Linked DNA regions of Homo sapiens: regions 1, 2, 3, 4, 5 and 7 are each linked to region 6. Evidence: chromatin loops called from intact Hi-C (ENCODE). Cell type or tissue: GM12878. All regions are shown on one strand. Links, peaks and the distances in the headings refer to the core of each region. The heading gives the core; the rest is flanking DNA. Region 1 overlaps ARHGAP26 (Rho GTPase activating protein 26). Region 2 overlaps KCTD16 (potassium channel tetramerization domain containing 16). Region 3 overlaps ARHGAP26 (Rho GTPase activating protein 26). Region 4 overlaps NR3C1 (nuclear receptor subfamily 3 group C member 1). Region 5 overlaps LOC105378209 (a long non-coding RNA gene). Region 6 has its middle 13 kb from the start of HMHB1. Region 7 has its middle 38 kb from the start of MIR5197.

Region 1 (4,745 bases), core at 312-4,311, 820 kb before region 6:
GAACAAAAAACCAAATACTACATGTTCTCACTCATAAGTGGGAGTTGAACAGTGAGAACACATGGACACAGGGAGGGGAACATCACACACCAGGGCCTGTTGGGGGATGGGAGGCAAGGGGAGGGAGAGCATTAGGACAAATACCTAATGCATGCAGGGCTTAAAATCTAGATGATGGGTGGATAGGTGCAGCAAACTAACATGGCACATGTATACCTATGTAACAAACCTGCATGTTCTGCACATGTATCCCAGAACTTAAAAAAAAAAATTTATGCTGAGTGAAACAGAGTAGCTATAAAAGAATATATATGATGTAAGTCTGTTTGTATAGTGATCTAGAATAAGCAAAACTAATTGGGGGTGCAAAACAGAACAGTGGTTGCCAGTGCATGGGGTGTGTGAGGGGTGGGAGTAAGATGGAAGGAGGTCTGAGGGAACTATCTGAGCTGATGTTTCTATCTTGATAGAGGTTTAGCTTACATGGGTATATGAAATTGTCACAATTCATGATTGGCATGCTTAAGAATTATGTATTTTATTGTATGTACATTTTACATTTAAAAATGGACAAATATTGAACTTTAGATGATATGTGTTCTGAAATGTTTAAAAGTGCTGATATCTGCAACTCCTCTTAAAATTTATTAAAAAGCAAGATGGACTGATGGATGATAGAAAGATGGCTAGATATGTGATAAGGCAAATATAGCAAAATATGAACAACTGTAGAATGGAGGTGATGGGTATATGCATGTTTACTGTCTCTTCTTTCATCTTTTCTGTATGTTTGAGAATTTTTATAAGGGTATGTGGATTGGGAGTAAATGTGCTGTTCTGGCTGGCCTAAGTCACACTATTCCTGGAGTCGGAAGTGGAGTGGATTCTGCCTGTGATGGAGGTGGGGGACCCACACAGAGTGCAGAATTCTAGAATCTACAGTTCCATTTTAGAAACCTCATTCTGCTCCTTGGGAGTTGTGGGAGAATACTGAGATTCTCCATGTGATCACAGTGCTGGGGATACCCTTTACTGCCAGCTCAAAGCAACAGAATAAAAGAGTGAATATTCTCAGAATCTCTTGTTGCATGCATACGAGTTGGCATCAAGATTATTTTTGGATTTGGGGTAGGAAACTCAGCTTCGAGTCATAGATCTAGAAATGCAGTCCTCTGAACTGACAGCTGTTTGTGGCAAGGGAAGAAGTCACCTTTCCCTGTGTCTGTGTTGGATAACATAACATTCACCTTCTGCCTCTCCAAGGGGCATTGTGGGGATGAAGGCGATCATGAACGTGCTTTGAGTTTGTCTGACTGCATCAGCCTCGAGTTGCAATGAAGACAGCTATGCATGCCACTGCCCGGAACCTCCTGGAAGAAGGGACTGGAGGTTGAAAGGAGCTGCATAGTGCTGTGACTCACTCTCTGCCCGTTGTTTCTCCTGGGCTGGGACCCACTTGGGCAGCAGAAGAGCCTTATGAGCTCCTACTTTGGTGTGCTGCATACCATCCCGAGGAATTTCTCATATGCAGTTTTCTAAAGCACAAAAGAGCAAGGTTCTCTCTTCTGCTAACAGAGCTGTATAACTATTTCCAAAAACACTGGGTTGGGGGTTGGGGGTTGGGGGTTGGGGAGGGGAGCACATAAAGACATTCTCTGTTTAGTATTTCAGTTTCTTTTGGGAGGATGGGAGGTGGTCTCTCCTCTCACCATGAAAACGGCATGCTGACAGATGAGTGGGTTCACATCCACTTTTTAATGTTGCATCAGCCTGAAGCCAGGAAGTGCTAGAGCCGTAAGACTCCTCACACTGTGACCTGGCCACATCCTACATACATGTCAGCTTGCACGCCATCTACTTAACTGTCATGCACTTGATAGCAAATGAGCTTTTGCCCTTTCTGCTGCCTTTAAAAATTTCCTGAAACACTTTTCTGACTTGTACATTACTTAGATTTCTTTCTTCCTCTTTTGCATCCAGTTTTTGTTTATGTTGGCTGTGACTCCAATCTTCGGTTGAAAGCTAGGGAAGTTGCTTATAAAGGTTTTCAGGATTGCTGAATATGAAATGCAAGGAAATTGCATAACATTGCAGCATTTCCTCCTCTTGTTGCTTGCTTGTTACCCAAAATACAGTAGTTCCTTCTAGAAGCTTGAAGAAATTTGGCAGATCCTACCCTCTGATGGTCTATTGTGGTCTAGAGAGTCAGTGTTATCCTGATTTGAGGTTGAATTTTTCTTAAGGTCAAACAACAAAGCTTCCTGAATTATAACTATGGCAACAGTGTTTATGTAACACACAAATCAAAGTCACGGGGTAGCGGAGGAGAAGCACCCACAACAATCAGTGTTAATAATCCCAGAACAGTTAGCCTGTGCCTAATTCACCAGAACCAAAAACAAGTTAAAATAAATGGCCTACTCCTTCACTGGTTATTGGGGTGTGACCTACCACCTACATGCTCCAGGAGGAGCTGTTTCACCTTTTCTCTTGAAACTATATCAGCTTAATTTGAAATTTCTCACAGAGAACTGCGGTAAGTGCCAGTGACACTCAAAATGTGAAAGCATTGCCATAAGGATAATTTGCTCATCAAGGTCATCATGACCTGCCTCTGACCTGCAGAGAAAGACCCAGACGAAGGAATGCGCATCCTTAAGCCCCTTGTCCTTTAATGAGGAATAATTTCTTGGACACTGAATATATGCAAACATTTAGATGCCGCATAGATCACTTCCCCTAAACCCTGCCCCATAGAAATGTAAAATTAACCTTGATTGGAGATTGGAAATGATAAGAATGAAAAATTTTATTTGGAAGTATTAAATTCTGTAGAATATAGACTGTAGGAGCAGTAAGAGATCAAAGAAACGAGAGATTAAGGTTGTCTGCAGCCATCAAGTAAGTTAGGAAATATTTGTGGAGTAAGGAAAAGGGAAATAACGTTTTTGAGCACCTCCAGTCCCTGTGATAACTATTTTAAATTCTGTTAATACTCTCATAAGTATTATTACTTAGCTCTACTTTGCAATGAGAAAGCAGACTCGGAAATGTTGAATGATTATCTAAGGGCGCATAGTTCAAAAGTGGTAGAACCAGGTGACAAAATAAAAACTTCATCCAGATTAAATTTAAAGGAGTTTAATTGAGCTATGAACAATTTGCGAATTGGGCAGCCCCCAGAATCACCACACATTCAGAGAGACTCCAGGGATGCCTCGTGGTCAGAACAAATTTATAGACAAAAAAAAAAAAAAAAAAAAAGGAAAGTGACGTACGGAAATCAGAAGTAAGGTACAAAAACAACTGGATTGGTTACAGCTTGGTGTTTGCCTTATTTGAACATAGTTTGAACACTCATCAGTGTATAAGTGGTTGAGGTATGGCTGCTGGGATTGGCCAAGACTCAGCTGTTGTTATAGGTAAATTTTCCTAAGTTAGGTTTTCAACCTTGTCTACCTATTAAGTTAGGTTACAGTTAGTCCACAAGGACTCAGATATAGGAGCATGGAGTCCTTCTCAGGCCATATTTAGTTTGCTTTAACACAGACCTTAATGCCAAGTTTCCAAAGCCACAGCATGCTCCATCCACCACTTGACTCAACTTCATCCAAATCCATTTCTCCCTGTTTTGGAATCTGTCCAGGGCCTATACCAGTGAAAGGGTTAGGCTGACAATGATTAAACCCCAAATGCAGCGAAATTAATCAGCCCAGGAATGCCCGGGATGCCTTCTAGACAGAAGGGGGCTTAGGTCTGTGTGTAAGAGGATGCTGGGTCAGCCTCCTGCTTTAGTGGACCATGAAGAGCTCCTGTCAGTCATTTATGTTCGGCTGAAATCTGCCTTCCTGGGGACTCCACCCTGACCTTCATCTCTGTTCAGCACAATAAGATTTCCCCTTTGTCACATCACTGCCCTTTGAGAATCTGAAGACTGGTATTGTGATGTTTTGAAGCCTTCTCTTCTCCAACCAACACTGTGGTTTAGGGAAACACATCTTGCAGAGCAAGTGAGCAGAGCCAGAGGGTGGAGCCAACAAGAACCAGGATATAGCCAATGTCAAGGTCTAGGTGAGAAGGCAAAAACAATCTGACCTTGGGCAATAGAAGAAGAAGTGGGGATGAGGAATAGGTTCAAGACATATGAAAGTAATAGAAGTGATACAACTAGGAACTGATTGGATATGTGAGGTAGAAGGAATGGGAAATTCAAGGATGACAGCACAGTTTCTCGTTCAACTTTGTTGCACATTTTTCTCCTTCACTCTAGAGTTCCCTATAAAGCACAAGTAGGCTTTTCTGTCATGCACTTAAAAAAAAAATTACCACAACCCTTGTCTGTGAGCAACAGAAACACAACTAAAAAATAAAAAGTATGTTATTGATATACTATAGAAAGAGCAGGGATGAGCTTCTGATATGTTAAGATAAAAGGGCTCAAATGATACCATCAGAATCCCATGTCCCTTCATTCATGGCCCTGCATTTCTTTGTTTGACCTTTTCTGCTCAAGGCTTTGCCTGTGTGGTAGCCGAAGTTGGCCTCAAAAGCTTCAGGTATGCATCCTGTTTTCCTAGCAACACAAGGCCTCATTTCCCATAGTTGTAATAAAAAATGAGTGAGTGTCATCGGCTGAGTTTGGCTTGGGCCAATCATATGTGCAGTAGGATGCATAGTCTGGATCACATGCAACAAACCTGAAGATGGAGTTGGGATCAGCCCCACCCAAACCATATGAACTTGCC
Region 2 (4,745 bases), core at 369-4,368, 360 kb after region 6:
GGTTGGCAAGAGGCTCTGATAATCTGCCATCATTATAGGTTTCTTGCTTCTTATCACAACAGCAAGGCTTCTTTGATGGGGTTGAGTCTAGGCAAATGTTTTGGTTGGTAATTAATTGTCCATATCTTACATTTCATCTGGATTTTTCTGTTAATGTGATCCTTCTATGTGTATTGTCCTTTGGTACTTACAAAAAGCTAATAGATATTAGCTTTGTACCTCTTCCAGATTTACTGTTATTTAGCAGTAGGGAATCATTAAGGCCGCATTCTCATCCTAGATCTGTTTTCTTATGTCTGTCAAGAGAAAGTACATGAGAAAATAGTCAAAGTTAGTTTTAAGAATGCATTTCCTGATGGAGTTTAGAATGATACATCTGGTGGTAAGCTTTCTCATCCTAACTCTTTTCTTTAACCCACAAAGGGTGCTTAACCAAAAGTGGCTAGGCTGATGGTTAGTAGGTAGGACATTTCAACCTCTGGCAAATTTGTCATTGAGCAGCATCAGTAAAAAGGTGGAAGATTCTCCACTATCCTCAAAACTTTTTCAATGACTATAAATCAAATGTAATAAAGAGGCATCTAACCAAAATAAAATTTAAGCTGTTGTGCCTAAGGTGATCCAAATATACATGAAGAGAAATGTATCAACAGATAAATAACTTGAGTTATGAAATAGGGGTTTGGAGTGGAAAAGAGTCAGGTGAGAGGTCAGCTTGAAAACACCAAATGGGGCATTGTAATATTCCTAATCAAATACTCACCTCCCCTCCCCTGCCACAAAAAGTTGAGAATCAATACTGAGTGAACAGCTTCTTTGAAAAGTGAATCTTTCTACAAAGAAGTTCCAAAAGAGAGATAAAAGATCAACTATACACAACATAATCAAAAGCAAGCCCTGTTGTCATGGTAAGGCCTTATATTCATGTGTAGGGTGTCTAAGTAGCACCAGTAATTTGCAAACACATTGATAAAGGCAATAAATAACAATGATATCAAAGGATGCACTTAGACATTTTGGACCCTCTAAGATATGCCAGGCTCTTTATACTTAAATCTACTGGAGTAGCAGTTCTGAAAGTATTTAACGCACAGCTCTTAACCTACTTGGAGAACATGTACTGTTTTGAAATTTGGATGAACTCTTGGGATCTCTAGAAAATGCAGAGCAGGTCACGCCTGTAATCCCAGGACTTTGGGAGGCCGAGGCGGGCGGATCACGAGGTCAGGAGATTGAGACCATCCTGGCTAACATGGTGAAACCCCGACTCTACTAAAAATACAGTAACAAAATTAGCCGGGTGTGGTGGCGGGCGCCTGTAGTCCCAGCTGCTCGGGAGGCTGAGGCAGGAGAATGGCGTGAACCTGGGAGGCGGAGCTTGCAGTGAGCCTAGATTGCGCCACTGCACTTCAGCCGGGGTGACAGAGTGAGACTCCATCTCAAAAAAAAAAAAAAAGAAAAAAGAAAAAGAAAATGTAGAGCAGGTACATAGAGTTTTGCATACAATTTCAGGGAATTCATGAATTTTGTGAATCCCGTTTGCAGACCTAGGTTAAGAATGGAGGCTTAAAGCAAATCGTGCTAGGTAATAAGGACCTTCACGGAATATAATTTTCCTTTCTGAGTAACTGTTGTCAGCCACCTTGTATCACAATACACATGCCCTTTAGTTTTTTCAGGTGGTTTGCCAGCATTTTTCCTCTTTTCCCTTATATTGGTCATCTCATTTTAATTCACATGGTTGCCATATTCCTTAGCCTTTTATGAAGGTAGTTAAGGTAGACTGCTATATTGTTATTTCCCTTCCTTCTCCACAGTGGCTTTAAAGAGTTTATGTGGCCTCTGTGTCAGAACTACTTATTGCATTCAGGATGAGGCTGACAACCCACAACCTGTGAAGACAGACTGGGGAAATCCACCGGAAAAGGTTTTGGAGGGAACTGCAGATTCGTTGTGAGTAACCAGACCCAGCGAGAGCAATGAATTACATAAGCACAAATGAATATGTCTGCATTTTGATAACCCTTCACCCCACCCGCAGCCAGGCACTTAGTCACTCTTTCCTCTGTGTCTCCTTAACGCTATTATACCTCTATTATAGCTCCTATCACTGCACTGGATTTATTTGTTTACGAGTCTGTCTCTCTTACTAGACTATGAGCAATTCCAAGGCAGAGTCCATGACTTATTTATCTCTGTACCTCAACCCAGTGTCTGGGTTAAGAGTGCAGGCTTTGGAGTCAGAGTGTCTGCACTCAAATCCACGTTCTGTACATTTGCGTAAGATCACTTGGGCTAGCTACTTGACTTATCTGAACCTTGGCTTCTCTCTCCTTCCGTTCTCTCTCTTTCTTACGATGCCTCACTTTCCTTTGTGCCTATAAGTGTCACACTAACAAAGCTTATTGTGAAGAATAAATGAAATAATGCTCAGCATAGTGACAGTCATGTAGTAGTGATTCAGTAATTGGTATCTATTATTATATCTATTAATATTACGATTGATTGTTGAATGAAAATTCCTTTCTTTACTATAGTTCACCTGACTGGAAAAAGCCTTTTTTAGCTTAAACTACTAAAGAACACACTTTTCCCCTACCTCTTTCCTTGTCCCCTCTGTCCCTTTGCTATTAATACCCCTCCCCAGTAACATAGTAATTAATATTCTATTTTATTTTTCTCCACTATATTTATTATCATCTGACATTCTATATGCTTATTCATTTATTGTCTAGAATGTGAGCTCTATGAAGGCAGGAGCTTCAGCTCTTTTGTGTTCATTGTGGAATCCCCATTGCCTATGGCAATGCCTAGCATGTGGAACATACTAAACAAACATTTACTGAATGAATGAGTGAATGGGCACTCACAGACACACACACACCACAACACACATAAAACATTCTCATTCTCTGCTGAAGGTGAGCCTCACTGATTGTCGTTAATGTGCGACATTCAATGTACACCATTCTTCACTTTGCCAAATGGGTAATAGAGCAGCTTTTATCTTTATTTCCCTTTCTTTCATGGCTGGGGGATAGAGGGAAAATATTTTTTAATACTGTTGTAAAAACGGAAATTCTTATTGCTTTAATGTCAAAGCCACACCTGTCAGTGGGGACATTGAATGGGAATCATTGGTGGAAGTCCTCCCTGATAAGTGAGCAAAGGGATGCTGGGGAGAGGGTAGATGAGTTCTGAGTTACTCTGTAGAAGTGGTGGTCGTTGAGAAACTTGTTTCTGTCATTTCTGCTCAAAAACTCACAATGACTACTTAGTGTTTACAGAATTAAGTTCAAACTCCTCCACTGTTCTTTCACTGGTGCCTTTTGCTCCAGCCAAACTGGATAATTGACTGTTCTTTTCCCAACTGCTGCTCCCCTCCATATACCCCCTGACACACTTACACACATATTTTTTCAACCACTTTTCCCTTCTACATAGAACCTTTAGCTTCTGTTTTCTAGGTTCCACCTGTCCTTCAAAGTGCAATAGCAACTCTGTCTAGTCATGATATTTCCTCTCATTCCTCTCATCCTCCCTCCCTAAGCCCTGAAGACAGCTGGCTGAGTTATCCTTCCTCAGATTTCTTTAAGAAATCTCACCTCCTCTTTGGGGGTGTTTACCAGCTTTTGCCTCCACTTATCTCTCTCTAGACTTGTCTGCTAAATTATCTCAACAGCCGAGACAGTTCCCTGTTTTTCTATGCATCTCAGGCTAACAGTGAGTGTTTGCGGCAGTGCTTCTGCATGGAGCTGCGTATTTCCATTTTTTTTTTTTTCAGCAGTACAAATAAACTTTAGGCCTTTTCTGATAACATGTTAAATATAAAGTATTTTTCTTATATGGTCAATACAAGTGAATTTCTTTCACCATTCATGCTGTAAAAGGCAGAATAATTAATAATGAAGGTAAATGTAGAGACAGGCTTGCATTTCTTGAGGCTACAGTGAGAAGGGATCAGTTTCTTATAGGGCTTGGCAGGGTATGTCAAGTTGGTGGACCAAAGGGGGCATCTCATTGCTGACTTTGGGAGCTTAAGACTTCACAAGTGGAAAGAAATTAGTAATTGAAATTGGGACTCAGTTGAGGATGCTGGGTAAGTGAACAGTGTTACTCAGGGTGACTTTCAGTTTCTCTTCTTCAAGGTTTCAGGTTGATGCAAGAGACTGTGATAACACTGCCCCCTTCTGTTACTCTAGATTGTTAATCCTGATGACGTCTCAAGTCGGCTTTGATGATCTTGACATGAATTTTTGATTTCTAAGAAATGCTTACTTAAGGCAGAAGAGAAAGGAAATCATATGTTCAATGTGATACACGATTTCATTCTATCAAGTTCTGCCTTTTTATAGTTTGCTTAATCATTACATTTTGTCATGAGGTTTCACTTAATTGCATTATAATGGGAGATTTTAGACCAGGGAACGAATAAAGCGAAGGATTGTAACAAAATCAATTAATTCATCTATTTATTTGTGTTCTAAGGGGTTACATGATTTCTTCTAGTTCCTAGAGCTTTCCTATTTCTTCCCTTGGAAGTTAAAGCAAGCCACTGGTTGAGGCACTGTGGCTTTTTCATTTATGACAGAACCTTTCAGATTTTAAGAGCAGTTGAAGAGCTGTGAATGCTGGTCCTTCACATATCAAAAACCAGCACCACTTTCTATGAATATCACTATTTTTGAAATGATTTATCTCAGAACTTTTGAATGTCTCTGTAACCATTTTTTTCCCTTTCCTTA
Region 3 (4,745 bases), core at 354-4,353, 620 kb before region 6:
CAGGGACAACAGGGGGCTGCCCCTGCTCTCCTGTGGTTCCATCCTAAGAGACCAGAGCTAAAAGGGACCATTTGCATGAATCAGCATGGCATTTTTCACACCCTTTTCAACCCTGACTCAAGTTTCTGAATTAACCTCTCTGGTGCCTAGAGTTAGGGGAAGGAGCACCTCCTGAACCAGACTCTGGTTTTGATGGCTCTCTCAATTTCATGTGCTCTCTGCACTTTGGTGTAAGATAACATAAGAGGAAACAGTGTTGGGACATGTGCCAACCTTTTCTTTTCTCATGTTTATCAGGCAGCGTCAGGCAATATTTATTTGTGGGGTTGGGCCCCTGGCCCTAAGCACTGACACCCAGTCACTTAGACCAGATCCACTGGGGGAGAGACGTCGAACATAGAATAAAAGCTTGAGAGACGAAGCGATTTCTCTTAAATTGCTCACGGCTTATGCCTCGTTGTCCCCCATATACTCCCGAAACCATCCATGCTCCCAGCCTGCTTCTGTCTCTGTGTGTCATGAAGCCTGAGCTGTCCTGGGAACAGGCACTACCTCTCTCTGAGGGAGAGCAGCTTGACCTAGTTCCTCTTCTCAGGGCCATGCTGTAGTTTTCCCTGCTTTTGTGACTTCCGCACTTAAGTTTTTTGCTCTTGTGCTCTTTGGGAAAAAAAAAGAGCTCTTTACAACCGGGAAAAGAACGAATAGGGATCCTGCAGAATTCCTATGCTGTGGAGCTCCTAAACGTGCTTCTCTCTCAAGCTTAGTCTCAGCTTTCAGACAACCAAATTGTAGAGCCCAGTTATAAGCATCAGAAGCGTTTTGGGCTTTGGGAGTATTTTCCCTTCTGTCTTTTTCTCCAAAGGGTGGATCCAGCAGAGAGGCTTAAATAATTTATGAAGCCGAGTTTCACTTTTAGAAGAAAAGAAAACCCCATGCTATTTATATATATACAGATACATATATTACTTTATTCCCCACTAGGCACTTACACATCTATCATTTCATTCTATCCTCGTGTGAGAATGAGAAGAGAAATGGCCTGAACCCTACTGTGGAAAAAGAAAACTAAAACACAGGGAGGTGACTTGGACACAATGCTATGACTAAATGAGAGCCAATCCAGAATTCAGGACTTCTCCCCCTCAGCTCAGCACTCTTTCCTCCAAACACGTGGGTAACCCCAACTTTGAGTTTCCGTGCAGCTCCCAGCCCAGAGCCTGACTTGCTCTTTTAGGTTTTATACAGCTTTCTACCTGGCTTTGTCCTGGATGATGGGAAGGAGATTTTCAGTAATTCTTTTTTTTCTCACTCTATAAATAAGGGAAATTTTCAGATCATGTCTTCCTGACATTCTAGTGATTTCCTAATCATTTCTTGGACATCTTCTGGGCACTTTGGGAGACATCAACTTTCTAAGATACCAGAAATAGCATAGATTATTCTCATTAGATCATGAGGACCTGAACCAGAGGAAACTAAGTGACCACAGACAAGTCAGCTTCCAAAATGCCTCACTTACTCATTAGAGAAACTTGGGCTTTAGGAAAATGTAATTCCTTCATTTTTATCAAAATGGAGTAAAAATCTTCAAAATATTGGCCCTTTGGACAAAATGGGTTAAGAGACTCAAGAGAGTGAAATCACTCAGCTAAAATCCTAAAATGTCCTCTCTGCCTTGATGGTACTCACTTTTTTGTGACTCTGAGATTTGGGGCCCTGTTTCTTGTCAAGTATCTCTACCTCTTCACTCGTTTTCATCTCCCCAAATATTTCCAGACTGTTTTTCCTTCCTACTTCTTCCTACCTCCCAAAGTATTTCCAGATTGACAGAGGGCAATGGCAATAGAATCTGCCATTCTGTTGCCATCTTGTGTGTCTGGGGTCACAGTTACTCAGTACCTCCTCCCCTGGCCATTGTTAGAATAGCACTATTTGGACACCCTTTAGGAAGCTGCCCTCTTGAAATAGTCAAGGCAGGCCGGGCACAGTGGTTCACAGCTGTAATCCCAGCACTTTGGGAGGCCAAGGTGGGGAGATCACCCGAGGTGAGGAGTTCAAGACCAGCCTGGACAACGTGACAAAACCCCATCTCTACTAAAAATACAAAAATTAGCCAGGCATGGTGGTGGGCGCCTGTAATCCCAGCTACTCAGGAGGCTAAGGCAGGAGGATTGCTTGAACCTGGGAGGCAAAGTTTGCAGTGAGCCAAGATCGTGCCATTGCATTCCAGTCTGGGTGACAGAGCTAGACTCCATCTCAAAAAAAAAAAAAATAGTCAAGGCAGAGTTGGACTAAATGTGTGTGCCCAGATGAGCACAGACAGCAACACTGCTGAGGAGCTAGCCCATCAGAGGAACAGAGAGGGCCGAAACCTGTACACTGTAGTGTATAGCAAAGAGGTGGTGGTATACACCCATTATTCAGGTCCACTGGGGCCTCCCTCAAATCCACTTCCAGAGCATGAAGCTTCAGATTTCCTTCCCTGAGCAAAGCCTTTATAAGTAAATATTGAATTAGATCTAATCAGTGGTCCCATGAACTTCTGAATGATGTCTCCTCTGGAAATTGCTTACTGTCTGAATTAGTCTGTTTTCATGCTGCTGATAAAAACATACCCGAGACTGGGAAGAAAAAGACGTTTAACGGACTTGCAGTTCCACGTGGCTGGGGAGGCCTCACAATCCTGGCAGAAGGCAAGGAGGAGGAAGTCACGTCTTTCATGGATGGCGGCAGGCAAAAAGAGAGTTTGTGCAGGGAAACTCCCGTTTTTTAAAATCATCAGATCTCGTGAGACCCATTCAGTATTATGAGAACAGTACAGGAAAGACCGTCCCCAGTGATTCAATCATCTCCCACCGAGTCTCTCCCACAACACGGGAATGATGGGAGCTACAAGATGAGATTCAGGTGGGGACACAGAGCCAAACCATATCACTGTCCCCTCTTCAAACCATTTATAGACCTTGTTTGTTCAAAGTCAGGAATGAAGATGCCTTTTGCAGCACAGTAGAGAAAGGGTGCTGGAGACACATTCCCTCCGTATTTCCCTTTTCTTTCACTTGCTCACCCCTCCCCCAAAAAAGCCGATAGCCCCAAACCCGTAACTTGCATTTGCCCAGGGGTCCCTGGAAATTATGCCTAAATGATCAACCCCTTTCCACCTGCCAGTCTAGCTGGTCCCACCTCCCTGTAGTGCCATATGATGGCGAATGGGTCATCATTTTGCAAGGTTTGCAAGGGCATTTGAGGGAAACTCCTGTGAGTGCTTTCCAGGCCTTGTGCCATGCTCAGAGGTGAAAATTAAAAGGGAACTAGCAGGAGGATCCCAACTTGTTCATGCCCTTAAAGGCCCAGCTGAGGTCTGAAGGGCACTGTTGACAGGAGCAGCCGAAAACTACCCCAGGCCCTCTGTATCCAGTTTTGAGATATACTGTGGAGAATAGGAAGCCAAAGAACCAATGATGCCTGGTGGAGATTTTTTATTTTATTTTTTTATCAGAGCCAAAGCCTACAAATACAATCTCTCTGCCAACAGGATTTGTCTGTTTTGGTAGGAACCCTACCTAAAGCAAACTGCTTAAGACCTTTCAGAAGGAGTTATGGGACACTTGACTTGTTGGGCTGACAAGCTTTTAAGAAGATAAGACTTTTTGGGTAGGGTTGCCAGATTTAGCAAATAAAATAAAAATACAGCAGACCCAGTTAAATTTGGATGGTAGATAAACAACAAAAATTTTTTCATATATGTATGTCCCATGCAATATTTGGGACATAACGTATACTAAAGAAATATTTATTGTTTATTCTGCCATCCAAATCTAACTAGGTGTCCTGTATTTTATCTGGCAACCCTACCCATTCCTATTCCTTGGGCAACAGGAATGGCCCCCTTTAAAAGCACCTCTTCTGTCATTTCTCCCATTTTTGTGCCTATCCTAAAGCAGTAGAGGGAGATCTCAAGGGAAAAGCCCTCCCATAGACTGTCAGTTGCCTATCAACTTGAGAAAAAAACAAGGCCCTTTCTTGGCTTGCTTATTTATTTATTTACCTACTTACTTTTTTTTTTTTTTTGAGCCAGGGTCTCACTTGACTAGAGTGCAGTGGTGCAATCTCAGCTCACTGCGGCTCCCACCTCCTGGGCTCAAGCAATCCTCCTGCCTCAGCCTCCCAAGTAACCTGGACTCCACACGTGTCCCATCATGCCTGGCTAATTTTTTTTATTTTTTTGTAGAGATGGAGGTCTCTACAGTCTGGTCTTAAATTCCTGGGCTCAAGCAATCCTCCCACCTCCCAAAGTGCTAGGATTACAGGCATGTGCCACAGTGCCTAGTTTGTTATTTTTTAACGTACTATGTTATTGCCACTTCATTATTCAATTTCACAAACCTAATATCAATGGAATGTTACTCCTTTTGAATGATAATCTTGGGCACCTGGACCACTCCCTTTTATTTCTGGCTGCCAAATACCCCTGCTGGTTTTCCAGCTTGCCCCTGTTTTGTCCCATTATCCTTGTTTAGTGAGGTTAATAAATAATGTTTGTGAAAATCCAGTCAGAGGAGCCTTTCCTCAGATGCTGTTTCCCTTACTTTTAGTCCCCCTTCCCTGGTCTCTTTGCTTTTTACCCACCTGCTCTGCCCTGTCCTCAAGAGGCAGAAATACTGCCTCAAAACCTGGTCTCTGAGACCCTGGCTAATGTGAACTGGATTCTCCTTTCACCTTCAATGTCAGTGTCATAACAGGCT
Region 4 (4,000 bases), core at 1-4,000, 430 kb before region 6:
TCTTTGGACTTTTAGTTGAGTATTTTTCTTCTGTTTCTACTACTGAATATCTAAATCAAATTCTTTGGAAGGGATGGTTAAAAAAATAAAAAAGCAAAATCTGCAATTTAAATAGTCTTAAAATTAAGGAAGCTCTTATCCTCAATAATTATAAAAGAAAACATTAAAACGATAACATAAAGTAAAACAGTGTCCATAACAAACTGGTAGAGCTTTAGTGTTCAGCATGTGACAATCATAAGGTCATAAGTCACAGCACTGCCCCAACCAGCATGAAATAATAAATCATGTAGTGAATTGTATCATTTCATAATAGCTTTCAAAATTTGGCTATCAAATATACTTTCATAATAGCCACAGCTAAATATTATGGACAGTTATGAAATCAACTAGAATAAAGGCTAATTTTATTGTAAAAAGAAATAGTAAGTTAACACTTTTTGCAACAAACTATGTCTTAAACACTGCATACTTATTGAACTCTCAAATTATTAGTTACAAAAATAAAAATTCAAGGTAAGATAATGCGTAAACATTTACAACTAATCATATCATTAAAACTTTTTTCCCCTTATATATATTTTTGGTGCCCTACAGTGAGAATGAAAAAAAAATTATAAAACAACAGGTACTTTCACTGAACTTGCTGCATTATAGACAGGATTAATGTTGTTGAAACTTGCTAAAAAGAAAAAATATTTAAAAGCACTCGAAATTAATACTTGGGTTACTCTGAAAAAGCATGTTTAAGCATGCAGCTCTATTGGGATGTAATTAATATTTAAATTGGACAAGTGATAAAATTCGGGGATAACACACTTTCATTCAAAATACTGAATTTAAGGAATGTATTGCAATATAAATGGTTTAAGTGACTGTCTAGCACTTGCAGAACCCCATAATTTATTCTGCATATTATGAAAAATTAATTTTCTCAATATTCCAGCAGAAAAATACATAACCCATAGAAATATATTACCAAAGAAAAGGGTTGCTCTCCAGTCAGTTGACAATGGCTGTAAAAGGGCACTATGATATATGAAATGATTATATCAACATTAAGACATTAGGTCGACTACATTCAAGTCATTAGATTTTCATTTATTAAACAGCAGCTTAAATAAAAATGAGAAAAATATGAACTTAATCTTAGCTAAAATAATCTTCAAGTAAAATGTGCATTTTATCCTTTTTTGATAATAAAGCATAGTAAGAAACAACATAACTCAAAAATTAGTATTATATAGCCATGGTCAGTTTTAGATTTCTACCTGAAATAAAAGAAATTAAATTGTAATTCTGATTGATGCATTCCCTTGTACCTATAGTCCTAAATTTTTCTTTTCTTAAACCTCTAATTCATGACAGTTGATCCAAACTGTTAGTTTTCAGAACTGATCTGGATATTCCTAAACTTATCTATAGCATCCCACATCTCTGTTGCTCCTCCCTCTTCACCCTCCACCCCCAATTAATTCATGAACTCCACTGGAAATTCTGTATTTAGAGACATTTACAACAGTATTGAGCACTAAGGAAAGCAACCTGTCACAATTAGGTGTCTGGGGGTTAAAACCACTGTCTACAAATAATTTTGAACTGCAATAAAATTCTATTTCTTTCTTAATATGTAAAATGAACAAAAATCACCATCACAAGTCACACCCTAATCTAGTTTAGCATAGAAATGATCACACATAATTCAACAGGGAAAGGAACACTTAGTAGACCTTTTCTTTTTTAAAATTGAAATTCTCAATAGGAATATTTTATTTACTTGAAAAATACAAAACCCAAGTATTAATAGAATATGCCAGAAGAAAATAAGAGCAGTCGGCTCTCTGAAGCTGCAGAAATAAGGACAGCATGGGCTTTTAAAAATCCTTTCTAAAGGTCAATATGTAATGGATTTTTTTTTGTAGTTATAGCTTAATTCAACAAAATTTTCTTGAAAACTCTTTATGCAACAGGAATCATCAATGTATATTTTCCATGACTCAGAAATATGAAAACAAGTGCCCATTAATCTGGCAAATACCTGTAAATATTGCATTACACAATTACTCTTGATGAAAATATTACCAGGATGTCCTCAGAAGGGTAAATGCTATTCAGCACAAACCTATTTTGCTTATTTAATTTGCCCACCTAAGTACTAGTACACAATGAGAACCCACTGCTCATTAAAATTAGGAATAATCATTAAAGTAAAAAAGAATGTGCTTTAAGAACTAAGCCTAAGCCTCAGACCTTGTCTAAGCTTAATGTAAATTAAGATTTCCTGGGCTGTTTCAGTCACCTGCAGGCCAGAGTAGACTAAGATTTATGTAACTAACCAATTAATGCAGATGTTCCGACTTTCACATTAGGCAGTCACATTAAAGTAAACCCTTTTGATCCAATCTTTCCTTCACTAAATCTCAAAAGGCCCCTAAAGTGATCTCTACCCACATATCCATTTCACTATTAATACAATTTGCATTTAACCTACATTTATGCAAGGTATATTTCAGAATAAGTCTTTCATAAAATGTATAAACATTAAATAAGTAGCAAAAGTGGTCAGACTAAAATACATGTAACACAAATAGACAAGACCAAAATAACATATGAATTATGTTACCAATTATAAAAATACAAGGGGACTAGCCATAGAAACATCGTAAGTAATTTCAATAAAATCTGACCACATGCTAGTCACATATTTCTGCATTAGTCATTTCACACTAAAATGACACACCTGAATACACAGTGTGTTTTAAAAACTTTTTTTACTAATCATGTAGCCATAACAAGTTACAGATTTAAAAAATAAGATTCTCATCATAAAGCTAAAAATAAGTGAAAATATATTTAAAAAGAAATCTCCTTTAACATTCAGAAATCACTTTACATAAATGAGTACCAGAAATATTAAGCTTAAAAAACACTGAAACACCCATTGCCAGAATCTTTAGAAGGAAAAGAAAAAGAAAAAAGGTAGGAAGTAAAGAAAGTATCCATGGGGGTGAGGGTAAATCACAGTCAAAACAAATCTCTTCTCTTCGTATTTCCTCTTTTTCTGAGAAAACATTCAACATGATGTTAGCAGAATTTGCTTCATTCATTCTGTATTTGTACAGGTCTTCAATTTCATTACTTTTATAAAACCAGATACAGATGCGATTACTAATGAGACATTAAAATCTACATAAATTTTAGTAGCTTCATTAAGTGCCAATCATCACTTAATTTTAGACTCTGCCGAAAACTGAATTTACAAGTTCATCCTACATCATTCATTCTCTCCAATAATCCCTCCCTTCAGGATACGAACAATTTTTTAACACTAAAATTTCAACATAATCCCAATAAAAGCTCTAATACCACCTAAAACCATTTCTGTTCTCTACCTCTGTCATTAATGCTTAAATGAAACAAGGCTGAAAATCAAATAATGCAGAAATGTGCCTTCGTCAATAAGTTTATGCTAAATGTACTGAACTTCAGTATTTTTAAAAGCATATTAAGTTAGAATGACTAGTTTGTTTTACTTAAAGAATAGATTTTGAGAATAAGGTTTCTCTTGTTTTACTATAAATGAACTTAGAAAATGCTTTACTAAGCTCAATCATAATATTCATAATTTTACAATTTTATGTGATAATTCAATGTTGTGGTGGAAGGAAGGAATTGCCTCTTCCCACCCCCAGAGAATAAAGTGAGGATTTTTTTTTAAGTATTCTGATAAAAACAATTTTAGGTGGCATTTTAAAAAGTCAAATTGCAATTTATAACTTTTTTTAATTTAAAAGGAATTCAAGTTATTAGTGGCATTTAATATTTTTCTTCGTAAAGTCAGAAGGTCAGTATTCAAGTTGTGGTCTCAATGTGTTGATTATTTGCTGATCACTCAGGGTCACTGGTCATAGCAAATGTTTGGCTACAGTCATGTAACATATAGAGAAGAGAAAGCAACTAATTTTAGCTATATCAGGGCTGTTGTTTGGAAACAATAGAC
Region 5 (4,745 bases), core at 291-4,290, 260 kb before region 6:
GAGGATGGGTAATACATATAAAATGGTTTGAACAGTGTCCACTAGGCACTCAATAAATGCTATCTAGATGTATAATTATATGTAAAAGTTGAATAAGGAACACTTAACTATGTGACTTAGGAAAGAGAAGAAGAATGTCTCTACTTCACAGCTGATTTCCCCAAATAAATAGTCGGTACACAAGAAACATTTGTTCAATGAATGACAGTGTGAACCCATAAATGAACTGATAAAACATGGACGAGTGGATAAATGATGAGAATGGATCAATGTAGTGTAAATGCAGAGGAGCCCAATGGAAAATTTCTGGCTGAGGAGAATCTGTGGATCTTGGTGATTTTTCTAGGAATATTTGTAAGACTTCCATTAGGCACTTGAGGACTTCTTGGTGGGAAGAATAGAAACCCACAGAATTACTCTGGATTGCAGGGGGACGAAGGGAACTGAATTGTTCAGCGGGACTGTAACTGACAGTGGAGCTCCTGGTTTCCTTTGTTGTCAGATCTCCTCCTACTGCTCAAACACCATGCTTACCTTTCTGCGGGGAGCGGAAGGCTCCGTTCCTGAGTCTCCCTCCTACTTCTCCACGTGCTTAGGAAGAAGATCCTGATCAGCAAATGCTAGAACTCTTCTCTGAGTCCCAGAACCTCATTACCTGCTGGGTTTACTTGGGTTTATTTATAGACTTGAAGAAATAACAGAAGTCAGTCACTCATCATGAGGTTTCCGAAAAATCTCTTCAGAACTTCTCCAGGCAAAGTGCCCCATCTTACCTCCCAACTCAGACCAGGGAAATGTATCTAGTTGATAAGCAACTCTAAGCTCTTGGTGAAAGGCAGCACTCTGGAATGAACCAAATGTTAGTATTTTCCATCATGGAGTTCTTAGAAGAGAGGAGTCTCAAGGGGCCTTGAAGAGGGGGTGTGAAGGGGTGTGTGTCCTGTTAATGCATGGTAGAATGGGCTGAGAGCCTGTCTGAGGCCTGGCATAACACAGGGTGGTTTCACACATGGCTCATGGTGAGGCCTGTCTTCCACCCTCGTCGAATATCATTACATCACTCTTTTCCAGTTACAGGAAATCCAGTGAGTGCTGGCCATAGTATTTCCCTGAGATCCAAAGCAAACAAACCCGCCTCTCCTCAGTCCCAGAGGCTGACGACATGTGAAGGAAAAGCCAATTCATAGTATGTTTCTGTTGGGCCTGAGCAGCTGAGGGTGAACCCACTGGGCAGGCAGACAGTGGGCAGCTTTCTAAGCACATATACAGCCAGAAAGCAGGGACGCACATGCCCATCTTTTTCTTTTTTTCCTTTTATAAGAAACATTATTTGAAGTCCATTTTTGTATTTGACAGACTACCAGGGCTGGAGTCCCAGCTCTTCTACTTACTAGCTGTTTGAGTTCAGGCAAGTCCCTTGAGCTAGCAAAGCCTCAGATCCTTTATCTGTAAAATGTGGATCGTAGTAGGACCAGTCTTCATGGGAAACAGGGGCATTAAATGACAGCTTCCATGTGAAGTGCTTAGCACAGTGCTTGATGCGTATTACATACTCAATAAATGTTTTCTATTCTTGTTATCTCCAGTTAAGATAGATGATCAGTCCATATTATTTAGGATATTTAGTGCCATTTCTCCCTCAAATGCAGTACACAGTACTTTTTTTTTTAAAAAAAAAGTAAAAGCTTTTTAGAAATAAAAAATTCACACTGAAATCGGCAGAAGCCATAAGCGAGTAGCTTGAAGAACGTGTATAGAGTGAGTGCCATGTAACCACACCCACATCAAGATGCGCAGCATCAGCAGCTCACAGAAGTCCACTTATGCTCCATTCACATACACTATTCCCACTTTTCTGACCTCTGTCATGACAGATCAATTCTTTAAATGAAATCAGTGTCCTAACCACCATCCAAATAAGGAGATAGAACATTTTCAGCAACCCAGATGAATTCCTATCTCACCCAAAGAAAACTGCTCTTTTGACTTCTATTACAATAAATTTTGGTCTTGAGTTTCTATAAATGGAATGATGCAGATGATATAGTATGCACTCTTTGGTGTCTGGCTTCTTTTATTATACTTACTCAACCATATGCTTGTGAGATTCATCCATGTTGCTGTGTGGAGCAGACATTTCTTCTTGTTGCTGTATATAATATTGCATTGTATAAATATTCCATAATATATTTGTCTGTTTTATTGTTGATGAATATTTGTGCTGTTCCCAGACTTTTGCTATTACAAATAATGCTGCTATGAACATTCTTGCATATGTTTTTTGGTGCATGTATATATACCTTCCTGTTATTTATATATTTAAGAGTGAAAGTGGCTACATCATAATGTCCATATGCATTAGTTTTAGTAGGTAATGCCAAACAGTTTCAACATTGTACCAATTTACATCACAGCAGTATATGAGAGTTCCAGTCACTATACATTCTCATCAACACTTGTGATTACAAGTTCCTTTTAAAAAATTTAGCAGTTCTGGTGTGGTGGGTGCATTGCATTATCTCATTGTACTTTTCATTTGCATTTCTCTGATGAGTAAGATGTTGAGCTCTTATATTGGCCAGTTTCATATCCTCTTTTGTGAACTAGCTGCTCAAATATTTTTGCCCATTTTTTTTATTGGATTATCTGACTGATTTAGGTGAATTTAAAATGTAAATATGTTCTGGAAACACAGAATATATAGATATTTGTATGCAAATATCTTTTCCCACACTGCAGGTTGTCTTTTCATTCTCTTGATAACATTTTTTGATGAGCAGAAGTTTTAAATTTTAATATAGTTCAATTCATCAATCTTTTTCTTGTGGTTGGTACTTTTAATGTCTTATTTAAGAAAATATTGCTTATACTGAAGTGATGAAAGTATTTTCCTATGTTATCGTTTGAAAGATTATTGTTTTTCTTTTCATATCTGAAGTTGATTTTTATAAATCGTGTGAGGTGGGTTCAGTACTCTTTTTTCCTTCTTTTTTTTTCTCATATGGGAATTCAATAGACTTGACACTGTTTGTTATAAATATCTACTTTCCCTATTGCAGAGTAATAACACTATTGTCAGAAATTTGGTGACCATATATGTGGGGGTCCTCTTGGGATTTTAATTAAAAAAAAACTGTGCTTTTTACCCCTTTAAAATATTTAACTTGTGGGCCAGGCAAAGTGGCTTATGCCTGTAATCCTAGCACTTTGGGAGGCTGAGGCAGGTAGATCACTTGAGGTCAGGAGTTTGAGACCAGCCTGACCAACATGGTGAAACCCTGTCTCTACTAAAAGTACAAAAATTAGCCAGGTGTGGTGGTGCACGCCTGTAATCTCAGCTACTTGGGAGGCTGAGGCAAGAGAATTGCTTGAACTCAGGAGACAGAGGTTTCAGTGAGCCGAGATCGTGCATTGTACTTCAGCCTGGGTGACACAGCAAAACTTCGTCTCAAAAAAAAAAAAAGTTTAACTTACGATTTTGTGATGTTGGATACACAGATCCATGTCCCCAAAGCAACACCTTCTTCTGTTCACAAAAAAATTTAGGTTTGAGATAAACTCCCAAAGTTCCTACACTGAAATAATTTTTTTCTTTTTCTTTTTACCATACTGAGGTGGACACTAGTTTCAAAGGATAGAAGTACTGAGAAAGTAATTACAAGTTTGCATGTGCATCAGCAGGAATCAGCCCATAGTGCAGTGATTTCATACAATTTATGATTGGTAAATATTTTTGAAAACACATTATTTTCTACTCAAATGTAATTGGATGCTACATTCAATATAATGATCAATATCAACTGAGATTCTAACACTTAAGAGATAGTAAATATATGACATGATCCTCCTGTGATCATGGCAGACACTGCTAATTATGACATTCTCCAGCACATATATGGTAAATATATGACATATGGGCCCCCATGCCTGCCTGTGATCATGGCAGACACTGCCAATTAATCGTGGCATTCTCTACTGTATAGCCCAGAAGTGGCATCAGAATCCTTCTCAATGTAGAGCCCTAGGCATTCACTACCACCAATTGATTAGATTTGTCACATAAAATGAAACCTACTTGCCATCATTAACTTAGAATTTCTGGCTGCATTCACCTCTACTATATCCTTAAAGCTCCTAGATTCCTGCTTCTTCCAACATAATCATCCTACATTTTTCTCTGAATTGTCTGTATTATGTGAGCTGTGATTGAATCATTTACAGTGGTATGAAAGAAGACAACTGGCTGGCTGGCTGGCTAGCTGCCTCCAGCGGGCCTGCTTGGGTAGGCAATTCCTTGGTTGTGTAAGCTCAGGACAGAACCTAAGCCTCACCTTTGCAGCTTATAAAGCTTCATTCAATCAGCTGTCCCTGAGTTTATCAGGCTACCAGGAACTAACTTATAAAGAAATTAACAGGCGACAGATTTATAAATCAGAATGCTGACTGACTGATTGGTAGTGGGGTCACAAAACTTTCCAATGGGTAGAATATTGGTTTCTACTACTCAGGAGAGCCACTCTCTTGTATAGAGCTACCTGAAAAACTGAATTAGTAATTGGAGGTTTAGTGGTTCAGAGCGCAGACTCTGCACTAGGACCTCAGAGTCTAGGTCTTGGTGATTTTAGGCAAGTTACCTTTAGCTTCTAAATCTCAGTTTTCTCATCTTTACATTGGGAGAGGGGGTGATAGTAATTACTTCTGAGGATTCAGTGCACAAATGCATATGTATCATTTAATAGCTTAGG
Region 6 (4,745 bases), core at 435-4,434:
TGTCATTTAGAGCGTAGCGTACAGGTTGGGGCACAAGACTCTGCGTGAGATAAATTAGGGGAGGGAGAGCAGGGCCAGAGCCTTGGGGCACTTGCGAGGAATCACAGATGCATAGAGTCCAAGGGCTGCCGGAATGTTCAAGAGTGGAGATTTTGTGCACAGGAAGCCATACCCTCTCACCCAGGTTACTGTACCAGCTTTCCATCGTTCCCTCCATTCTGTTTCCACTCAGGCCCTCTCTAATCTATTCCCCACACTGCAACCACAGTGGTCCTTTGGAAACTGCAAATCAGATCAGGTCAGTCTTCTGGTTTCCTTTTCTTTTAGAATAAGTTTGGAATGTTAATATGACCTCTGGTGTTGTGCAGAGCAGGTCTTACACACACACCCCCCAACACCTGCCTGACCTTGTACCAGGACACTCCATTTCTCCCATAATGTTCCAGTCTACCTGACCTGCTCCTCCCTGATCCTAGGCTGCTATGGGGTATCTCTTGTGCTAACTGTAATGCTGGAAAATAGTAGGTGGTCAATACACAGCTGTGGAATGCAGTACGAAAGGTAGGCGTGCATGAAGGAATGAATGGAGTGCCGCTATAAGATTCTTTTCAAGTACCATTGGGCCTTATCATGAAGTGCCTGCAAGAGCAAGAAACTCCCTATTCTGCTTGGAGAGCCAAAGACAAATGGGCACAGGTGGAGGAAGATTCTGAGGTAAAGACAAAGGAAGCTGAGGATGTTCACATGTTTTCTTACATTTACTACAATGTGCATTTAGTATATTTGGGATTGAGGGGAGTAGAAAAGGCCTGACATGGGGACCATGGAGAATAAAACAGGAAGCAAAGAAAGTTCTCCTGAAAGGTCTGCAGAGGAGCTTTGAGGTTTGGTCAGAGAGGATGAGTGGGAAGAAGGTCAGGGCAGTGCTGGGGAAGAGAGGGCAGAGTGCTAGGTAGACTCAGGATTGGTCAGGATGGGCATCATGGAAGGTCAGGGGATTTTAGAGCAGGAACAAGGGTATGGCTGAATTGACCTGCCATGGAGTCCTGAGCAGACAAGAGAATACAGAAAGAGGGATTATACACTGAGGGTGGAGGAAAGGCTGGCTGGAATCCAAAGGAGTGTGAGAGACATGTGTCCATGAGATTGCAATCACAGAGGCGATTCAGAAAGGTCAAGGTCACAGAAGAGAAGACCTGCTCGAGGCAGGGTTGCCCGGTGGCTGCAATAGAGAAGGAGATCACGGGAATCAAGAGCAGGAAATCATTGGTCCAAGAGCTGAGGTCACTAGGGATAATAGCTAACCACTGGACCTTTTTAATGGCATGTATAATTATAATCCCACATGTACTGGTTTACTTGCCATTGTCCATTTTTCACCATACCAAACTAAATTATAAGCCCCTCAAGGGCAAGGATGAAGTATGTTTCTGTGTGATATCCAGTGTCTGTCATAGTAAGAAATATTCATTAAATATTTGGAGAGCAAATGAATGAATGATTGAATGTTTGACTACAGCACACCACTTCTCACGAAAAAGACTTTGTTTATAGCAATTGTGTAGTACCAGTGGAAAAACACTTGAGACTGGGGAGTAGTGAAAACATAGTTTTACCAAGCCGTGAAGCTCTGGATTATATACAGTTGTTTGTATGATACCTAAGTTGTTCTCTCCATTCTGAAAGTGTACGTACTTCAAGGGCAAGAGCCAAATCCTATATAATCCTTATGTAATACTTCCTTTCTATCCACAGAGCAGCCAGCAGAACTCTAGAAAAATAACAAGCAGATGTATACAGCCTGGAGGAGGAGGTTTTATAGTGAAACAGACTTTTATAGAGTTAGAGAAAACTGCCCCATCACTGATCTTCAGTAACTTGTTTCCTCATCTGTAAACTAGGAATAAAAAACAGGATGCAGCACATAGGGTTGATGTAAAGCTTAAGTGAGATAATGCGTATACCCATCTGTCAGTGCCAGGTACATAGCCCTCCATGTAAGACAGCTAAAGATAAAAATACTATTTTATCTGTTTTTTGGACTGTGTAAGCTGCAGTTGGATTTAGGGTTTGTCACTGTTTGTAGCAGCGACATTCTCATGCTCTTCTCAGTACCCTGGCCAAAAGGTTTGCTTCAGCAGCAGTGATTCCAGACCCCAACTCTGCTCTTCTCTGGAAGCAGGTATCTGCACGCTCCCACAGCAGGGGCTGATGACCTCAGGGGCTGATCTGTGCAAGCACAGCTCTATGCTGCCCTCTGGTGGATGTATTTTGGGCTGCCCCTTCCCTGCCATGGACTTGCTGCTGTGCTGACATTAAGGTGCAAAGATAAACTATATGAAGAGCACCTATGAGGAGGTTCTTTGGAGATTACAGGGTAATGAGGGAGGAACGCACTCCACCAATTGTTGTGTTTGGTTCAGCTTCTCAGTTGTACAATCCTACTTCTACCAAGGGAATGGCTATTTCTGCACCAATGAAAAACTCATTACCTCCAAGGGATTTTGGAGGTTAATCAAGGTGGTTCTGAGGCTCTGAGAGGGGCAGCGTCGAGCCTAAGATCACACAGTTAAACGACGACTTTGGCCTCTTAATCTCTGTATTATAACCATTTGCAGACCACTTTCTTTCTGTAAGGAAAAAGTCACAGGGCTCACTGTAAAATGCAAATTATTCTGGAAGGGCATCTGCTTTGCCTCACCTGAGAGTAATCTAAATGGCCATAATAGACCCAGGAGCCATGTTTATGTCTTCTCTTTTCCTCATCTATTACAGCCAATAAATAAGCAGGCTCTTCGGTTTTCCATATCATGTGTCTTATTCGCTGTGCTCCATCTCATCTGCTACTAACTAGCTCCATTCCCTATCTCTTTGTTTGGATGACTACAGTTGTCTCCTAAGGGCTCTCTCTGCTTTTCTCCTCCCAGCTCCTTCACAATCCTCTCTCCTCCCAGCAGCCAAGATGAGCTGATACAAGTCCTGTTTAAAACTCAACACTTCACCCTTGTCTAGACATCCATATGTGATTTCAATCTCATTGTATACCCATGCCCCCTTGGCTCTCCATATTCCAGCCAACCTGAGCCCTCTTCCATCACTCCGACATGGCCAGCCTTTGCCTTTGCACTTGCTGTTCTCTCTGCATGGAATAGTCTTCTCTGCACACTTCTCATGGCTGGCTTTTCCTCTTCTTTCATCTCAGTATAGATGTCTCCTCTTAGAGAGGCCGGCAATGACCACCCTATCTAAAAGAACTCCTTCCCCCAACATTCTCCTTCCCCAATATGGCAGCTCTTGTTATGCGTTTCTATGAATTTCCTTCATAACAGTAATCACTACCCGTCATTATCTTGTTTATTTGCTTAATGCATGTTCTCCATTAGAATATAACTTCCAGGAGGGCAGACTCTTTGCCTTCCCATTGCTGGAGTCTTCTCAGTGTCTGGTACATAACAGATACTCAAAAAAGTGCTTAGTGGAGTGGAAGAGGAGTACTTTATAGCTTGTGGCATTGGCTAACTTTTCATAACCTGGCCCCATCTGTAGCTGCTCCCCTGCCATACCCAGCCACGTAGAACCATCTTGATCAGATCGTTCCCTTATGTTGGTTGACTGAGTGAATGAGCATGTTTAAGGGATTTCATTTTCTCTATAGCATGTCCTGTATGAATGTTGATATATGCATAGACAAAGCTTTATATATTTACACAAAATCACATTCCTTCCTCCATGAAACTTATAATCGTGAATTTGAATTCCTTTCTTTATTCATTGCTGTAAGTCATAGTAACAAGATTTGATTGTACTAAACGCCATCCCATCACATTAATACAAACTTGATATTATGTTTATTTGATGAAGGTTTCCCCTGAAACTAGGCACTCAGGAATTGTTTCCAAGAAAAATAATTGAATAGGGAAAGAGACTGCAGTTGCCATTAAAATTAAAACCAGAAATCATTTCGTGTGTGTTATTCTTCCCTGGTTCCACCTCCAGCAATGACTGGAAACAGGTCCTTAAGGGCAAGTAATAAGAATGAATGTCACAAGAGTCAGAAATAATGAACCAATATCTTGCAGAAACACTACAGCATATGCCAACACAGAAAGAGGGTTGGGTAGGAAAGTGTGTGCATGTGAAAAAATAAACATCCCAGTAAAGAAATACGCAGAACCACGTTGATATATATACACAATGTCAGGTTCCTTTTGACTCAACAACAATAATCTGGTCACACAGAGTGAAACTGCAACCCTATCTGGCCCTTGATGTGGAAGGTGCTGAATCACCTGCCCAGGGGAAACTGCAGACATTTAGCACTTTCAAAGATGAGAATGAGCTAATAAAATTAGAGTCTGGCTCACTAAGCAAACATCACTGTGTGCCAGCCTCTCTTTGGAGCAAACCTGCTTTCTCAAATGCACACCACAATTTACTCTCCATGTACCATTTCCCTTATGTCAGTGAATGCCTTTCTCATGTCTTTGAATGTCTTTCTTGATAGCATACGAAAAATGAAGAGAAGGTGAGTTGAGAGGGGAAGGAGTGGGGAATAATAACATTTAACTAGATTTGTCATCTACTATTTCTATTAATTACCCTGGGGTTTCATCTCCTGGATCTTGTTATCTCTTTAGAGTAAAAAGCATTTAGTTTACTTAGATGATGGCCAAATACTCTTTTTTAAAAAAATACAGTTAGATAGAAAGAATAAGTATTAGTGTTCAAGGGTGACTATAGCTAAC
Region 7 (4,745 bases), core at 455-4,454, 180 kb before region 6:
CTAATGCTCTCCATCTTCTTGCCCCCCACCCTCTGACAGGCCCCGGTGAACACACAGTACTTTTCTAGGGAGTTAAAGATTCATTCAACAACTGGGACATTTAGACAATTGAAGAGAATTTCAGAGATAATGGATCATAACTATGTTTTTCCTCTCCCTTCTTTCTTCTGGAAAGGTAGAAATATGTATCCTTTTACTGACTCCCTTGATAACTTCCCACCAAGGCCATGACATTTAGAAGGTAGTATTTATTGTAGAATTGTAAGAAATGGACATAGTTTTCATCCCTTAAATATGTTTTCTGACTACTAAAAACAGTACCTAGTGGTTGAGAAAACAATTGACCATTTATTTATGTATTTCTTCATTCATGCAATGAAAACATAGTTAAAGCCTTTTGTATGCAAGTCTTTAAGCTAGCTACCAGGAATATAATTATGAGCCAAAATAGACATGGTCTTTGCTCTCCTGCTGTTTATTATCAAATGAGGGTCATCAAGTAATTAACTAAAATTATACCTTGCAAAGGGTTTCAAAGAGAGCTATATGGTGCTATGAGAACAAATAATAGGGGAAAGAGAAGCACAATATAAGCCAAACATGGAGATGTTGGAGTAGGTAGATCTTGCTGGGTATAACATCATGTTAAGGATTCTGGTATTTACCCCAAGAGCCACAATACGTTGTAGGCACTGAGTTAATGAAATTAGATGGTGCTTTCAAAAGACTACTTTGTTTATAGTGTAGAGAATAGGACGCAGGGAACAAGAGGAAAGTAAGACACTAATTAGATGGTTTAGATGTTGGTCTAAGTGAGAGTAGATAGTAACGTGGACCAGGTTTAAGGTCTTGGGAAACTGAAAACGAACTAGTTTCACTATTTATTTATTTATTTATGTATTATTTTTGAGACAGAGTCTTGCTCTGTTGCCCAGGCTGGAGTGCAGTGGCACGATCTCCGGTCACTGCAACCTCCACCTCCTGGGTTCAAGTGATTCTCTTGCCTCAACCTCCCAAGTAGCTGGGATTATAGGCGTCTGCCACCACACCTGGCTAATTTTTGTATTTTTAGTAGAGGCAGGGTTTCGCCATGTTGGTCAGGCTGGTCTTGAACTCCTGACCTCAGGTGATCTCCCCATCTCAGCCTCCCAAAGTGCTGGAATTACAGTTGTGGGCCACTGTTCCTGGCCTCACTCTTCTGATTTCAAATAGAAGTCCATGGGTTGAGCAAAACCTACTGGGACTACTCATTAGCAGGTGGAGGGAAACTGTAGCTGTGCCACTTGGAAGAAAAAGTCACCTGTGGGCTTTCAGTTTAGTTATTTATACTTATGCATTTGACCTAATGAAGATGCTTCAGCTTGAGGAAACAAACGGATATGGGAGATAATTGGGGACCAAATGGCATAATCATGAAGGTACACGGTATAGAACTTGATTTTTTTCTACTTTCAGCTTAGTTTATTCCCAATTCCTCACTAAAAAGCATAAGCTTAAATGAGGTTTTTGCAACATTTAATAGGTTAAATTCGTCTTCTAAAATTTGTTTTGACTTGAACTTTGCACAAGACACAATATTAAAACATGACTTAACTAGAGGCAGGGCCTTATTTGATCTTTGTATTCCCTAGGACTAGCCCCAGTGCCTTATTCAAAAAAAAGAAAAATGAATGCATAAGAAGAAAAAAGAAAAACTCATTTATTGAAGAGAGACATCAGATTAGCAGAAATAAAACATAAAAGGATCTAATAATACTACATGGGAATGGAAAAACCGAAGGTAGATTTTGAGTCTTCTTCAATTTCCAATTTGACTGTCTGATTTGTAATTTACATTTGTTTGTTGTTGTCTTTATGCCAAGATCTGTTTCTTTCCATCAGCATGTGCAAATGTAATAAATTAAATAGTTATTGGTGCTGTGGTTATCTATGGTATTTCCAGAGGTCTTTAGTGCAACCATGAAAATAAACACTGGACTGTTTCTAAAAATTCTTGCATACTGAGAATTGAATGGTGGGTCCCAGAGAAACTTGATACCCCCGGACTGGTTTTTCTTCCCCTCTCGGTTTTGATTTCACAGGCAACACGGCTCTGGGGAAGCACTGGGAGTGCTTCAGCAGATAGTTTCTGAGTCTAGAGAGCTGAGTGCACAGGGAAATGAGGGCTCATAAAGTTGCCTATAAAGAGGAGAGATGACACTGATTAGTGTGTACTGGGCCAGGATCAATATTATGAGCCTAGTGGCTTTGGGGAGTTATTCACAGGGCGGTGGATGTTTTCTTCTGCTTTATAGCTACTGGAAAGCTAAAAGAACTGGCTTAAGGTCACAGAAAAAGTGAATCAAGGTCCAGGCTAGTCCTCAACCCATGAGTGCCAAATCACTCTCCTCTCTATTGGTGAAGCTCTGAATTATCTTCCTCCTGCAGACGTGATCTTCTGTATTCATTCTCACAGTTGGAAGCATTATTATTCAACCTGTTGGCTCAGCCAGAACTCTTGGGCTCAATCTCAAAAGCTTTCAGACTCTGGCAGGTGTCACAGATACATGAAATGGCCAAGAATAAGGCAAATGGGTGTGGAGGGCCTATGAACAACTGAAGGCTTTCAAATGTAAATGAAAAAAATATACTACGCTCATCCAAGTTGCTACCTTGGTCTTAGAGTCATCTTCAATTCTCTTTTTTTTTTTTTCAAGCACACATCTTACAAATTCCTTTACCCAACTGAGCCTACCTTTGACATAACTGTTGAATCTTGCTCTTTGTCTCCCTTCCTATTGCCACTGCTTTAATTCAGGCTCTCATCATCTCTCCTTCTACCTGGCCTAACTTCAGTTTAGCCATTACACTTTTCCTGCATCTATCCATTGCATTGCCAACAAAGTTATCTAAAGCCTGAGTGTGACCATGTTATTCCCTCATTTATGAACTTGGGTAGTTCTGAACTGCCCATGGGCTGAGGGCAGGGGGGCCTCAGCATAGCTAAACCAACCTGACTTTCCAGACTCATCTGCTACCACCCCTCTCTTCTTGTCTTGTGCTCTAGAACATCAGGCTACTTGCTGGTCTCTCAATGTGCCCAAAAAGGCATTGCTCACTTAGTATGGGGGATTAGCTCCTGGAAATGGAAATGCTACCTGAACTAACCACATGTGGGGTCATGTCAGCATAATCTCCCCAAAGAGCTATTTCTAGCATCAGGCATTAGCAATGGCTCTTTGAATTTTGTCAAATCCTCTGAAATCACAACATCCCTCTGGCCACAGTTTTTTCCAGGCCACAGGTCACACAATTGTTAGTCAGTCACCCCAAGCTCCAGTCATGCTTATGACAGGCTTTATAACATTTAAGGAATGCTCTTTATTGTTTGTGTCCTTAACCACTTTCTTGAAGTGACTCTGTGGTAAACCTTGCTTTTTAAGATCCAAAGTGGTTCTCTTCCTCTTTCCTTAAACAGCTCCAGCACTAATACTGGAAGTTTTCCCCCAAACATTATAAGTGAAACCTGTTCCCTAAAACACAACATAAATAGCAGAAGGAAAAGTTACAGAAGACAAAAACCAACAAATTGTATTAGAAGAGTGTGGTAGGGTCCTCATTGGTTGAGAATTTGCTTGGCCACTCAGTAGCCATGAGCATATAGCACAATTGATAAAATATATAATATCTACTTATTGTATCTATCCAAACATCCATTCACATATGCGTGTGAATACCTTCACATATGTAAAAGAAGATACTCTACAGAGAGTGTGGCAAAGGACTGCGTAGAAGAGGATGCATGTATGTTTGTGCTTGCTGTTCCCCCAGCCTCGGGTATACTCCTCCTTTGTTTTACTTGGTGAATTGCTACCCATGCCTTCAGCTCTGTTTACATGTTACCTAAACACTTTCTCTTCATAGCGTGCTCCACAGACTTGTGGTACCAGCATCTCCGTGGAGCCTGTTATAAATGCGGAATCTCAGGCCTCACCCCACATCTATGGAATCAGCATCTGCGTTTTACCAAAATCTCAAGGTGTTTTGAATGCACATGAATGCTTGAGGAGCACTGACCTAGTCTATAAAGCCTTCCCTCACCCCTCCAGCAAGACAAAAGGCTTTGCTTATACACTTGGTGTTATTTTTGTCTTTATCACGTTGTATCATGTGAACCTTTAACAAGAGTAGGCCCTTGACAATGTTTGCTGAAATGCATTAGGACATATCAATCCAGGCATCTGCTATTCATTATGCTATTTGCAATAATATACCCTAGATTAGTTGATCCAACCTCCTCCTCTCTTTCAGAGGTTTTGAAAGTTTAAAACCTGATTTTCTAGGCTTCCTGACAGCCAGATATGGCCACGTGATTGTTCTGCCAATGAGCTGTAAGCAGAAATGTGCTAGTACTTTATCTCCTCTTTTCTTCTTTTGCCTGAAATATGCCATGTTAGAGGTACTTCTCTGATGCCATCAGAAGCCAAAAGCACAAGACAAGGATAGAAGACCAATAAGAGAAAAATCTGGATTCTTGAAGGCATCTTTCTGACCCCAAACTGCTTCTCTATAGGCTTCTTATGTGAGACAAACACTTCCTTATGTGTTTACACTACTGTCCGTTTGTTGTTAATGGAGCTGAATGCATTTCTGACCAATACGTTGGCAAATCCCATTTGAATTTGCTCTCTTTATTAGTCCTTGCTGGGGGCCCTTCAGGTGAAATACAATAAGGTATTAGAACAATGGTTCTTTAATTGTTCTTT

Evidence for each region. A loop is a pair of places that touch in the nucleus more often than their neighbours do. Peaks named below come from ENCODE experiments on the same cell type or tissue, not always from the same donor. Only the 100,000 strongest peaks of a DNase experiment are listed, where the experiment ranks them.
Region 1: it touches region 6 in a loop (5-fold over the local background); 61 of 110 quality-filtered maps call a loop at or near these places.
Region 2: a loop joins it to region 6, with 5 times the contacts of the local background. A loop is called at or near these places in 16 of 110 quality-filtered maps.
Region 3: a loop joins it to region 6, with 3 times the contacts of the local background. A loop is called at or near these places in 17 of 110 quality-filtered maps.
Region 4: a loop joins it to region 6, with 5 times the contacts of the local background. A loop is called at or near these places in 75 of 110 quality-filtered maps.
Region 5: a loop joins it to region 6, with 5 times the contacts of the local background. A loop is called at or near these places in 3 of 110 quality-filtered maps.
Region 7: a loop joins it to region 6, with 4 times the contacts of the local background. A loop is called at or near these places in 14 of 110 quality-filtered maps.

What each region holds. Positions count from the first base shown.
Region 1 is chr5:143,000,775-143,005,519 of GRCh38, forward strand. The region is part of intron 11 of ARHGAP26 (Rho GTPase activating protein 26); the gene reads left to right. Among named protein-coding and RNA genes, the nearest start is that of ARHGAP26-AS1, 130 kb to the left of the region's middle. RefSeq lists an enhancer at 1,604-1,673. In GM12878, for the core only: a CTCF peak has its summit at 2,462; DNase peaks (open chromatin) are centred at 1,837, 2,387 and 3,922; H3K27ac peaks cover 3,760 bases.
Region 2 is chr5:144,188,055-144,192,799 of GRCh38, forward strand. All of the region lies in intron 2 of KCTD16 (potassium channel tetramerization domain containing 16), which reads left to right. Among named protein-coding and RNA genes, the nearest start is that of KCTD16, 20 kb to the left of the region's middle. In GM12878, for the core only: a CTCF peak has its summit at 4,190 (motif pointing left); DNase peaks (open chromatin) are centred at 1,907 and 4,147; H3K4me3 peaks cover 251 bases; H3K27ac peaks cover 2,762 bases.
Region 3 is chr5:143,207,523-143,212,267 of GRCh38, forward strand. All of the region lies in intron 21 of ARHGAP26 (Rho GTPase activating protein 26), which reads left to right. Among named protein-coding and RNA genes, the nearest start is that of ARHGAP26-IT1, 17 kb to the left of the region's middle. RefSeq lists an enhancer at 1-213. In GM12878, for the core only: a CTCF peak has its summit at 1,910; no DNase peak of the experiment used is centred there; H3K4me3 peaks cover 546 bases; H3K27ac peaks cover 3,344 bases.
Region 4 is chr5:143,393,465-143,397,464 of GRCh38, forward strand. The region is part of intron 2 of NR3C1 (nuclear receptor subfamily 3 group C member 1); the gene reads right to left. Among named protein-coding and RNA genes, the nearest start is that of NR3C1, 8.2 kb to the right of the region's middle. In GM12878, for the core only: no CTCF peak of the experiment used is centred there; no DNase peak of the experiment used is centred there; H3K4me3 peaks cover 3,802 bases; H3K27ac peaks cover 2,280 bases.
Region 5 is chr5:143,562,062-143,566,806 of GRCh38, forward strand. The region is part of intron 1 of LOC105378209 (a long non-coding RNA gene); the gene reads left to right. Among named protein-coding and RNA genes, the nearest start is that of MIR5197, 120 kb to the right of the region's middle. In GM12878, for the core only: no CTCF peak of the experiment used is centred there; a DNase peak (open chromatin) is centred at 2,510.
Region 6 is chr5:143,823,051-143,827,795 of GRCh38, forward strand. No RefSeq gene overlaps it. Among named protein-coding and RNA genes, the nearest start is that of HMHB1, 13 kb to the left of the region's middle. RefSeq lists a silencer at 2,191-2,330. In GM12878, for the core only: a CTCF peak has its summit at 2,255 (motif pointing left); DNase peaks (open chromatin) are centred at 2,251 and 4,251.
Region 7 is chr5:143,639,676-143,644,420 of GRCh38, forward strand. No RefSeq gene overlaps it. Among named protein-coding and RNA genes, the nearest start is that of MIR5197, 38 kb to the right of the region's middle. In GM12878, for the core only: no CTCF peak of the experiment used is centred there; a DNase peak (open chromatin) is centred at 2,086.